Linked DNA regions of Homo sapiens: region 2 is linked to region 1. A link is a contact called in ENCODE Hi-C or POLR2A ChIA-PET data. All regions are on one chromosome and are shown on one strand. Each heading gives the region's core, a stretch centred on a gene start or an enhancer-like site at or near the end of the contact. The rest is flanking DNA. Distances are from core to core; before and after follow the strand shown. Region 1 holds the start of C9 (complement C9). Region 2 holds the start of DAB2 (DAB adaptor protein 2).

The links. A loop is a pair of places that touch in the nucleus more often than their neighbours do. ChIA-PET counts read pairs that join two places held with the same protein, here RNA polymerase II (POLR2A). Pooled maps may share reads with other maps.
Region 2: a loop to region 1 is called in a map of endothelial cell of hepatic sinusoid, with 4 times the contacts of the local background. The contact joins the promoter of DAB2 here to the promoter of C9 in region 1. A Hi-C loop is called at or near these places in 22 of 168 maps with a recorded cell type or tissue (CD14-positive monocyte, Caco-2, HepG2 and 17 more) and 16 of 50 pooled maps. POLR2A ChIA-PET finds 5 or more read pairs at or near these places in 17 of 52 experiments (A549, AG04449, AG04450 and 13 more).

The regions. Positions count from the first base shown.
Region 1 is chr5:39,362,662-39,367,316 of GRCh38, forward strand. It overlaps C9 (complement C9), which reads right to left and starts at 1,834. Exons shown (of 11, transcript NM_001737.5): 1 at 1,727-1,834. The coding sequence starts at 1,803.
Region 2 is chr5:39,422,814-39,427,468 of GRCh38, forward strand. DAB2 (DAB adaptor protein 2) reads right to left here and starts at 2,167. Exons shown (of 15, transcript NM_001343.4): 1 at 1,991-2,167.

The DNA.
Region 1 (4,655 bases), core at 584-3,083:
CACTGTTGGTAAGTAAAGGCACCTTGACCTGAGCCTGGGAAGTCTAGCTTCAGAGGATTTTAAAAGTTATTTTGCAAATTTCAGTTAGCTATTATTCAAACAAATCGTCTCACTTCATGACTGAGGGCTCTGAACACTCTGTTTTGACCTCAACCCCCGTCAAAGGGCAAAGCACAGAGCATTCAGAGCAGGGCAACCGGGGCAAACTCAAGAGGGCATAGCAATGGGAGCCCACGAAACCAAACCAAACTCAGCCGTGCAGCTGCTGGAGCTGGGGTCCAGCTAATGGGGCTTTCCGGTCCTCCCTGAAACAGCTGAGTGTGGCCAGGACCCAGGGGGTACGCACTTCAAAGCAATCAAAGCTTCCCCACAGCCTCTCATTTTTGATCAGCAGGAGCTGCAATCTAGGAATGTGGGTTGTTTGAATTATTATTATTATTTTTTAGCTTAAGAAAGGGTCAGGTGAAGTTCAAGGGAGCTAAAGCAACTTGGAGGAACTGCCTTTCCAAATCCCTTTTGTGCCCAGATGCCCACTAAACAAAAATATTTCCTGAATGGTACAATGCTTTACAGATAATATGGAAAGAGGAGGGATGAAGGAAAGGTCTGGTCGAGCACTGGATCCAGGGCCCATGTTCATCTGTGTAGCACCTCTGGGTGCCCCCTCCTGAAAGATACAGCCCTGTGAATAACCCACTTGTTGAGTGGAGCCCAGGCTGAATGGCGGCCTCCAACTGCAGCCAAGAGGCAGGCAAATATGTACTGGAGACGGGCATCAAAGTTCAAAACAGCATTTGGGTAAACCAAGAGTCAAATGACTAATGAGGAATTGGAAGCAGGTTATGGTTATGTCTGAGCAGAGGAACAGGGCTTGGGCAGACATTTCCCCCCAGCCACACTGTTGAAGTGAGGAATATTTCAGTACTCTCCCCAGAACGGATCATCCTGTATTGAATTATACAGGTCGATGTCTACTCTGATGACTCCAGGATGGAAGGAAGGATGCCTCATGTGACCCTAACCTCCACCATTTCTAGGTACAGTGTAGCTGTTCAATAAAAACTTATTATATGGGTGATTTGTTTCCTGGATGACTTGCCATGGGCTTTGCAATTCCGATTAGGATCAGAGAAAAAGGAGAAAAAGTATCTTTGGTAGAAGCATGAGTGACAGGTCTGCATCACTGCAATTCTGGAATGGAAGAAATATGACCTAAATCCCAAATGGCCCTAAACAAAATGCATGCCTCTGAACACAACTCAGGATGTCAAGGGAAAGAAACAAAATAGTTAACCTTTGCCTAATGTGGAGGCAAAAGGGTGATGTATCCAAATGTTAAAGGTGTCAGGCATTGAAGCAGAGTGAGGGAAAGATTAATTTCCTTAATTTTAAACTTCTCAGACATCAGGCACTAATAAACCCAGGTTCATCATACACTGGTGAAAACAAGCTTTATTTTATAATTCCAGATATTTAAAGAATACCTCAATCTTAACATTTGAGTGCCTTGTTGAAAATAAATCCCCAGAAACAGCAGCACATTTCCACAGAAAACTCATAAAGATGCACCCTATGTATTTTCTTATCTCTTTTCGAAGTTTAGATTCTAGGGCTCTGTATATTGCCATGTGGATTAACATTGTCATGTACTTTGCTGCTAAGAAGACCTTGAGATGCTAATCCTACAGGAAACTTCCAGAGACAAGCAGAAAAGTAACTGACTCACCTGGTCGTGTACTGTGCTGTGAGGATGCTTATTTCTAAAATGCAGATTGCAACTGCAAAGCTCCGGCAGGCTGACATGCTGCTCTTGCTGGGTGGCTGCGAGTGGGGTGGCAGGGCAGGTCTGGTAAGGCATTTATTTGCAAAGGGCCAGAGGACAGGGAACAAGCATTGTTTGTCTGCATTCAGAGTTTTTGTCAATTTGGGTGGCCTGGGTACTGAAGTCCAACCAAAGGAGAATCATTTTGTAATTCTTGGCCTCCTGCTTTCTCATATTGACAAGTAGATATGGGGCAATGGGCCTGTGAATGCTAAAGTCCCTAAGATGGGCAGCAGTGCTGTGTGAAAATGGAAACAAAGGCCGGGCGCAGTGGCTCACGCCTGTAATCACAGCATGTTGGGAGGCTGAGGTGGGTGGATTACCTGACGTCAGGAGTTCGAGACCAGCCTGGCCAACATGGTGAAACCCCATCTCTACTAAAAATACAAAAAATTAGCCAGGCATGGTGGTGGGTGCCTGTAATCCCAGCTACTTTGGAGGCTGAGGCAGGAGAATTGCTTGAATCTGGGAGGCGGAGGTTGCGGTGAGCCGAGGTGGGGCCACTGAACTCCAGCCTGGGCAACAAGAGCAAAATTCCGGCAAAACAAAACAAAAACAAAAACAAAAACAAAAAAATAGAAACAAAAATGAAGGACCCCCAGCAGTTCTTAGTTTGCAAGACTCGAGGGGTTGGGTGGAAGATGAGGGAGTATGCAATTTTGGGGAAAAAAAAGCCTGTGGATGCTTCTCATGGAGGCATGAAGTCAAAGTTAGTAAAGAACTGCACTTAGTGGAAAGGATGGCACAGACGTAGATGCTTCATTTTTTTTTTAATCTGCAAATGGGCTAGGTAGGTTATTTCCACGTGAGCAAATGCATTTACAATCCTGGCTTTCCTTATAGGCCGAGTGGTACATTTTGAAGAATGAGATGTAAACTCCCGAAGGCATTAAGGGCGTCCACCAGAAAGAGTGGTCTCCTTATCTCAGCATCACACATGTCAACAAGATAGAATCTGAGACAGAAAAACTTGTTCCTACCCATGAAAAATAGTCTCCCCCTCACATTTCATGCTTCCCAGCACTTGTGGGAAGAGCAGTGCCTTTTTGGGAACACCAGAGAATGTGGACATCACAACTGCTCTTAAAGCACTGACTGCAAAAATAGAATGACCTGGGGACTCTTGAGAACAGTAGTGATGGCTGCCCGCTGTCTGCTCAGCTCTAAGTTAATTGACTTGTGATGAGACCCTGCATCCATGCTTTTAAAAGCTTTGCGGATCATTCTAACGTGTAGCCAGGGTTGAGACTGAGGATGACCACCTTGAGAAGAAAGACATCAGATATCTCTGGATATAGTTCTTAAAGGGACTTTATAAGTATTATTATTACTTATAGGCAAATTTCAAACATTAGCACATATAAAGACCAGCAAAGCAAGGGGTGGAGCTGAGGGAAGACAGAATATACAGCTATTTTCTCCAGTACTGCCTTACCTTTTCTACTGATATTCCTACCTGTGGTAAAAGGTATCTACTCTCACCCACTTTCTTGGCCCCTCTCCTTTTTATGCAGAGAACTTGAGGTCTTCAATGGGACTGATCTCACCTTTTCCTGAGCTTGCTGTGGAGTGTAGGCCATGCAGAACTGCCAAGTAATAAGATGATTCGAATGGATGCCACAACTCGTGTAACTATGTCATGGGATGAGTCCATGCCTGAAAGACACTTCCTGTGAGTCTTGGCTAATAACAGGTGGGCTACATTTGGAAACAGTATGAATCTGTCAAATATGCTGTAGCAGGGCAGGTGCAGTGGCGCACGCCTATAATCCCAGCACTTTGGGAGGCAGAGGTGGGTGGATCACTTGAGGCCAGGAGTTTGAGACCAGCCTGGCCAACATGGTGAAACTTCATCTCTACTAAAAATACAAAAATTAGGTGGGTGGGGTGGTGTGTGCCTGTAATCCCAGCTACTTGGGAGGCTGAAACATGAAAATTGCTTGATCCTGGGAGGCAAAGTTTGCAGTAAGCCAAGATGGCACCACTGCACTCCAGCCTGGACAACAGAGTGAGACTCTGTCTCACAAAAAGAAAAATGCTGTAGCAATGTTGAGGGCTCTTATGAGGCCTCTCTGGACCCTATCAAGATACTTATGGAAATAAAGACTGAAAAGCAGTCAGGATGGGATGCTTTATACTAACTAGATTTGATGCTAATTGATTAGAAGTTGTGATGATTAGACTTGATAAGTTGATGTGACTGGAGATTGTACATCACCTGTCTCTTTGGAGACTAAATCAATGGAAGGGGGATGAGGGAGTGAGGGGATATTTTTGGCTGACTAGTTTGAATAGGAGGCTTTTCTGAATTGCTCAGTTGTATTTATTTTATCACCATAGTTCAGGTTAAATATAATGTAGAAAAATAATGACAGCAGTAAAGTATACTAATAGCATATTAATTATATATTGGCAATATATATTGTATTAGTCCATTTTCACACTGCTACAAAGATACTACCTGGCTGGCACGGTGGCTCACCCCTGTAATCCCAGCCCTTTGGGAGGCCCAGGAGGGCAGATCACCTGAGGTCAGGTGTTCAAGACCAGCCTGGCCAACATGGTGAAACCCCATCTCTATAAAAATACAAAAAAATTAGCCAGGCATGGTGGCGGGTGACTCTAATCCCAGCTGCTTGGGAGGCTGAGGCAAGAGAATTGCTTGAATCTAGAGTCGGAGGTTGCAGTGAGCCGTGATTGCACCACTGTACTCTAGCCCAGGCGATAGAGTGGAACTCCGTCTCAAAAAAAAAAAAAAAGATACCACCTGAGACTGGGTAATTTACAAACAAAAGTGGTTGAATTGACTCATAGTTCTGCATGGCTAGGGATG
Region 2 (4,655 bases), core at 917-3,416, 60 kb after region 1:
TTTGGAGAAAGACAACAAACAGGCCTAATGCACAGGAATTTGGACTTCCAGTTTAATCTGAAACTATAAAAGTCTTTAGCAGAAACACAAACTCTGGAGTTTGCCCTTCACAAATTAGACAAGGTTTGTAACAAGTGCTTTCTTCCCTCACTTACATCCTCAGGTAAAGATCAACCATCAAGATCAAAGATCCCCAGAATGGCAAATACATACGTGTATGGGCTCAAAGTTGGAAGACATTCCTCTACCATCTACTTATTCTGGTTATACATTAAAGCATAGGAGGGCATAGCTGAAAAATGACTGGTTTCTAGGTCAGTCATTTGGATGAGAAGGGATCCTTCCAGCTGGGAGTGGGAAAAGAAGGGGGAAGTTATTCACCAACAACAGGAAAAAGAATTTAGTTGGCCTTAGGAGGAAACTGACTAAGGATTTGGAAGAAGTGGTCTGTCCCAGAAATCCACATTGGCAAAGACCACTAGGTCTTCTTCATGCTTTCTCTAGAAGACTTTCCCATTGTACTCAAATACTCCCGAATTCTCAAGGCAATAAACTTTCTTACAGTGTCACTGAGGGCCATCTCCCTTCCAAGAGGGGAGACACAGAACCTGGAGTGGGCGGGGCACCTGGCTCAGAGAAAAGTAGCCTCCCAAAGTCTGGCTGCTGGGGTAAGAAGCATGGTGACAAGCCATTTGGTAGCTGCAAGCTCCCTCCTCCCCAACAGCCAGTAGGTGCTTTTGTGTGAGAAGCCAACCTCAAGACTGTAAGGACAATCAAGTATACATCTCATCAAAGCCATTCCAAGAGGCTTATCAGACATCTCAAAGGCATTTTTTGTAGATGCCTGCTTTCCACTCCCATTACTTCTGTTTGCATTAGTTATATCTTACCTCCTTCTCCCCCATGCCCCTGCTTTGCCTGACTAAGGCCAGAAATTTTTTCATGAAGTCACTTTATAGAGCAATAGCAACATTTACTATTCGTGAAGTCGCCCCTCCATAATTTTTAAGTCTTTCCATGTGTCTGGAAGCTTGTTTCTGCTCTTCTCGGTTTACAGAGCGGCTCTCTTCCTTCCAAACAAAAACTAAAAAGAAAGGGGAAAAGGTGGGGGGTGGTTGGGGTGGAGATAACACCCAGATTCCTTAAGTGTTTTTAATCCAGTTGAATTTCCCTTTGGACTCAGCTCCCTGCTGAAACTGTCTGCGGACCAGAATTCCAGGCTCAGAATTAAGTCAAGAGGGAAAGACAGCAGAAACAAATAACAGAGTCAGCTCTATGCTATGAAAACCGCTATGTTGACTGAGGCTCCACGGTTTTAACCCATTCATTTTTCCCCCCTTTTTTAGAATTCTTACTTAATCTTTTTAACCAGCTTACAACAGGCAGGCAAGCACCATATAAACCATGCTCCCTGCGCCGGGGGATATAAAACAAGTTTCTTAAGTCCCTTGGGTAGATACTTCCTTAGGAATGCCGGTGTAAGACAAAAGTTCACATTTTAATGCCATATGTTGTCAGTCACCAGGAAAAAGCTCCTTATGGGCACAAGCCAGGTCCCCAGCCTTTGTCACACAGCAAAAATAAACACCCTTCGAGGAGTTAATTAGGCGGTCAGCAGCCACCTCAGTGTCCTAGGAGGGCTGCCCGCAGACCTTTTACACACACACACACACACACACACACACACACACACACACACACACACACACGACACAAAAGGAGGCGTTTGTTAAATGTCACAAGCTGGGCATCTGGAGTCGGATTCGAAAGGTAAATACATTCCGCGGAAGCATTCCTCAGATGTCAGGCCACAAAACTGCTGGTTTCCCCAAGCACAGGGTCTCATTTCTAAGATTCCCCACAGCCCAAGGTCTGTACTCAAAGAAGGGTAGCGGGGGGCGGGGGGGTGAGAGAGGGGGAGCAAAGGAGAGAAGGAGATCTTTAAAAAAAAAATGGAGCCAGAGGGAAGAAGGGTTTCGAAGCTACTCACCGGCTAGCTATTGCCTCCGTGAAGCGAGCATGACTTCCCCGCGCCCGGAGCCTCCAGGCTACAGCGCAGCGGATGCGGCGGGCCTCGCTTAAATAGCCGCCGGCCGGGAGCTTCGGAGCCGCGCGGCCACTCCCGGCGAGAGATATGGTTCTAATCAGATGCTGGCAGCTGAGGACTCCCCAGGAATGTGCCAGGATGTTTTTGCTGCCTGGGCTTGGTAACTCCCCCTCAACGTGTCTGCAGAGTCTTCCAAACTTAACTGTTTATTAACTCGCGCTGCAGCGGCGCAGAGGACCCCGCTCCCCTGAGCTCCGCGAGCCCCACCAGCTGGGGGCGATCGCAGGGACCCAGCGACGGGAGGGGAAATGTGTTCGGGGAGAAGTCAAAAGCCCCAGACCGACGCGGGCGGGGGGCGGGTGCAAATAAGGACAGGAAAGGGAAGCTCTGGAGGAAAGGGGTGGGATCCACCGAGCTTCGTTTCACAGATCCGTTCCCTGGATTGCCACTGCGAGTGATGTGGCACACGGAGTCATCCTAACCAACCCGTTGGGGCCCTTTGAACAAAGGACTGCCTTTACTCCTGACTTTTCTGACAAGGGACAACGGTTCCTGCGCAGATCTGCAGTTTCTAAAGTTGATCGCGCGATTGGATTTGCTCCCCTTAGAAGAAATTAGTGTCTCCCTCATTGCAGATGCAAATGCGCTTAAGTTAGTGGGAAATCTATGTGTGCATATGTGAAACATACTGTATTTACCTATGAAATATAATCATATATATGGATATAAAAATAATATTCTCTCTGAAATCGATATGAGCAAAACATGTTCACGTCTATGTAGCCTATCAAATAAGTTATAATTCTGATACAATCAGAGATTCTATACAGGCTTCCCTTACAGTGTATATACACCTATATGTAGACACATAACATGACTTTATCTGCATGAATTTCCATAGCACTTCCTATAACTCTAGGAAAAACATGAACTGCAAGAAATAAAATATTTAAAAATGTTAACGTAGAGTGCTGAGCGGTAGAAGGTACTCCGCAGCAAATCCTAATGAGTGTTAACAAGCTGAGAATTCATTTTCTCCATATTTTAAAATCAAGAATTATTGTAAAACATCCACAGAAGCTCTGTTGCTTTTTGGAGAATTCTGAAATTACTCTTGTGAAAGACGTGTCTCTTTTCCCTTTTTTTAAGAAAAAAATTTAATTGTTTAAAGTCAGAGGCAGCACGTAGTAAATGTGAAAATGCTAAATTGTATCTCGGATGGGAGGGGGTTATTGATTTTATCGAGTAAGCAACACAGTGGATTTGCATTTTACCTCTGGAAACTGAGGGTTCAAATAGGGCTCGTGGGACATCAAGGATATATTTTGTGGTCCGTGCCTAGCCTCGACTGCAAAGCCACTGTGTAATTTGGGGTAGCTCAATGTGAGTGGCAATGTCTGCTCTCAAGTAGGTCAGGCTTGAAACAACCGTTGTTCGGGGAGACTGAGGGGTGCAGAGCAGCACAGCTGGCCCAGAATTCTACTTCCCCAGCCTCTACTATTTCTCATCCCCTGACACACCTAGGGGTGTGGAGGCAGGGAGGGCCATGCTGGCAGTTTTCAATATTCCTCAGAGGTAATTTGCTATTTTAAAAAATGACTTTGTGTGAATGACAGGAAGTATACAAATTTTAGTCCTAGGATAGTATTCTATTTATAACATTTATGCAGAGAAATGTAATTCTAGTACATTTTAGAACACAAGGCTTTGTTTCTAAAATCTAGAAGTCCAGTTTCATTTCTATTGGCTAGGTAGCTGGAAAAAGGGCTGCTGACTTCAGGCAAATAGAGACTTTGATAATTAGAAAGACATGGGTGTCTCTTTTAACCTCAATATGTAATATTTTCTAGACTAAGAAGTGCTCACTCAATTCTATTTTTTTTTTTTTTGAAAGACTCTTACCAAGAAATACTAACTTATGTTTGCTCTACCCCACCAAATGGAAGGGATTTGTCTAAGAAGCCAGAGGAAGAAAATGATTTCATCTGCTATGAGTTGTAGTTTCAAGAGAAGACTTTGATGAAAACAGTTCATTTAAGAGCAGTGGGCTCACACTTACAACTTAAAATAGACACCTCTTATTTTGCACAGAAATCTGAAGAGTCGACAGTGGAGAATTCTGGTTTGAACTGTATTTTTATATCTCTAGGGCACCGATATTGCTTCTGGCAGTAATTCAATGTCCTGCTCACATTAAGAAAAAAAAAGAAAAGAAATTTAACTCTTTTTATCCCTCGTGAAACATTGTCTCTGTCTCATCTAAGTTGTTCACTTTTCAACAAGTCTAAAATGAACATCTTTCCCTCTGGAGAATCACGCCAAAGCCCACCCAGATATTTACCCTGCCTAAATAATGGTCTTTTCTTATCACCACTGAAATTTATGTTTAGAAAATTAAGGGGAGGAAAAGTCAGTTCAATGTTTGAAAAACAATAGTCTTTGAATGGCAATTGTCCGTTGCAGAAAACCTGCCTGTGAGAGAGAAGGAAAAAATAAAATAAAACAAATGACTGTGCTCCCAGCCTAGGAAAGGGGTAGTTAATCCCGTGATGGCTTGCTGAAGAATGCATGGTTTATTATTAAAGTAATCTCTTAAGATTTTCCTGGA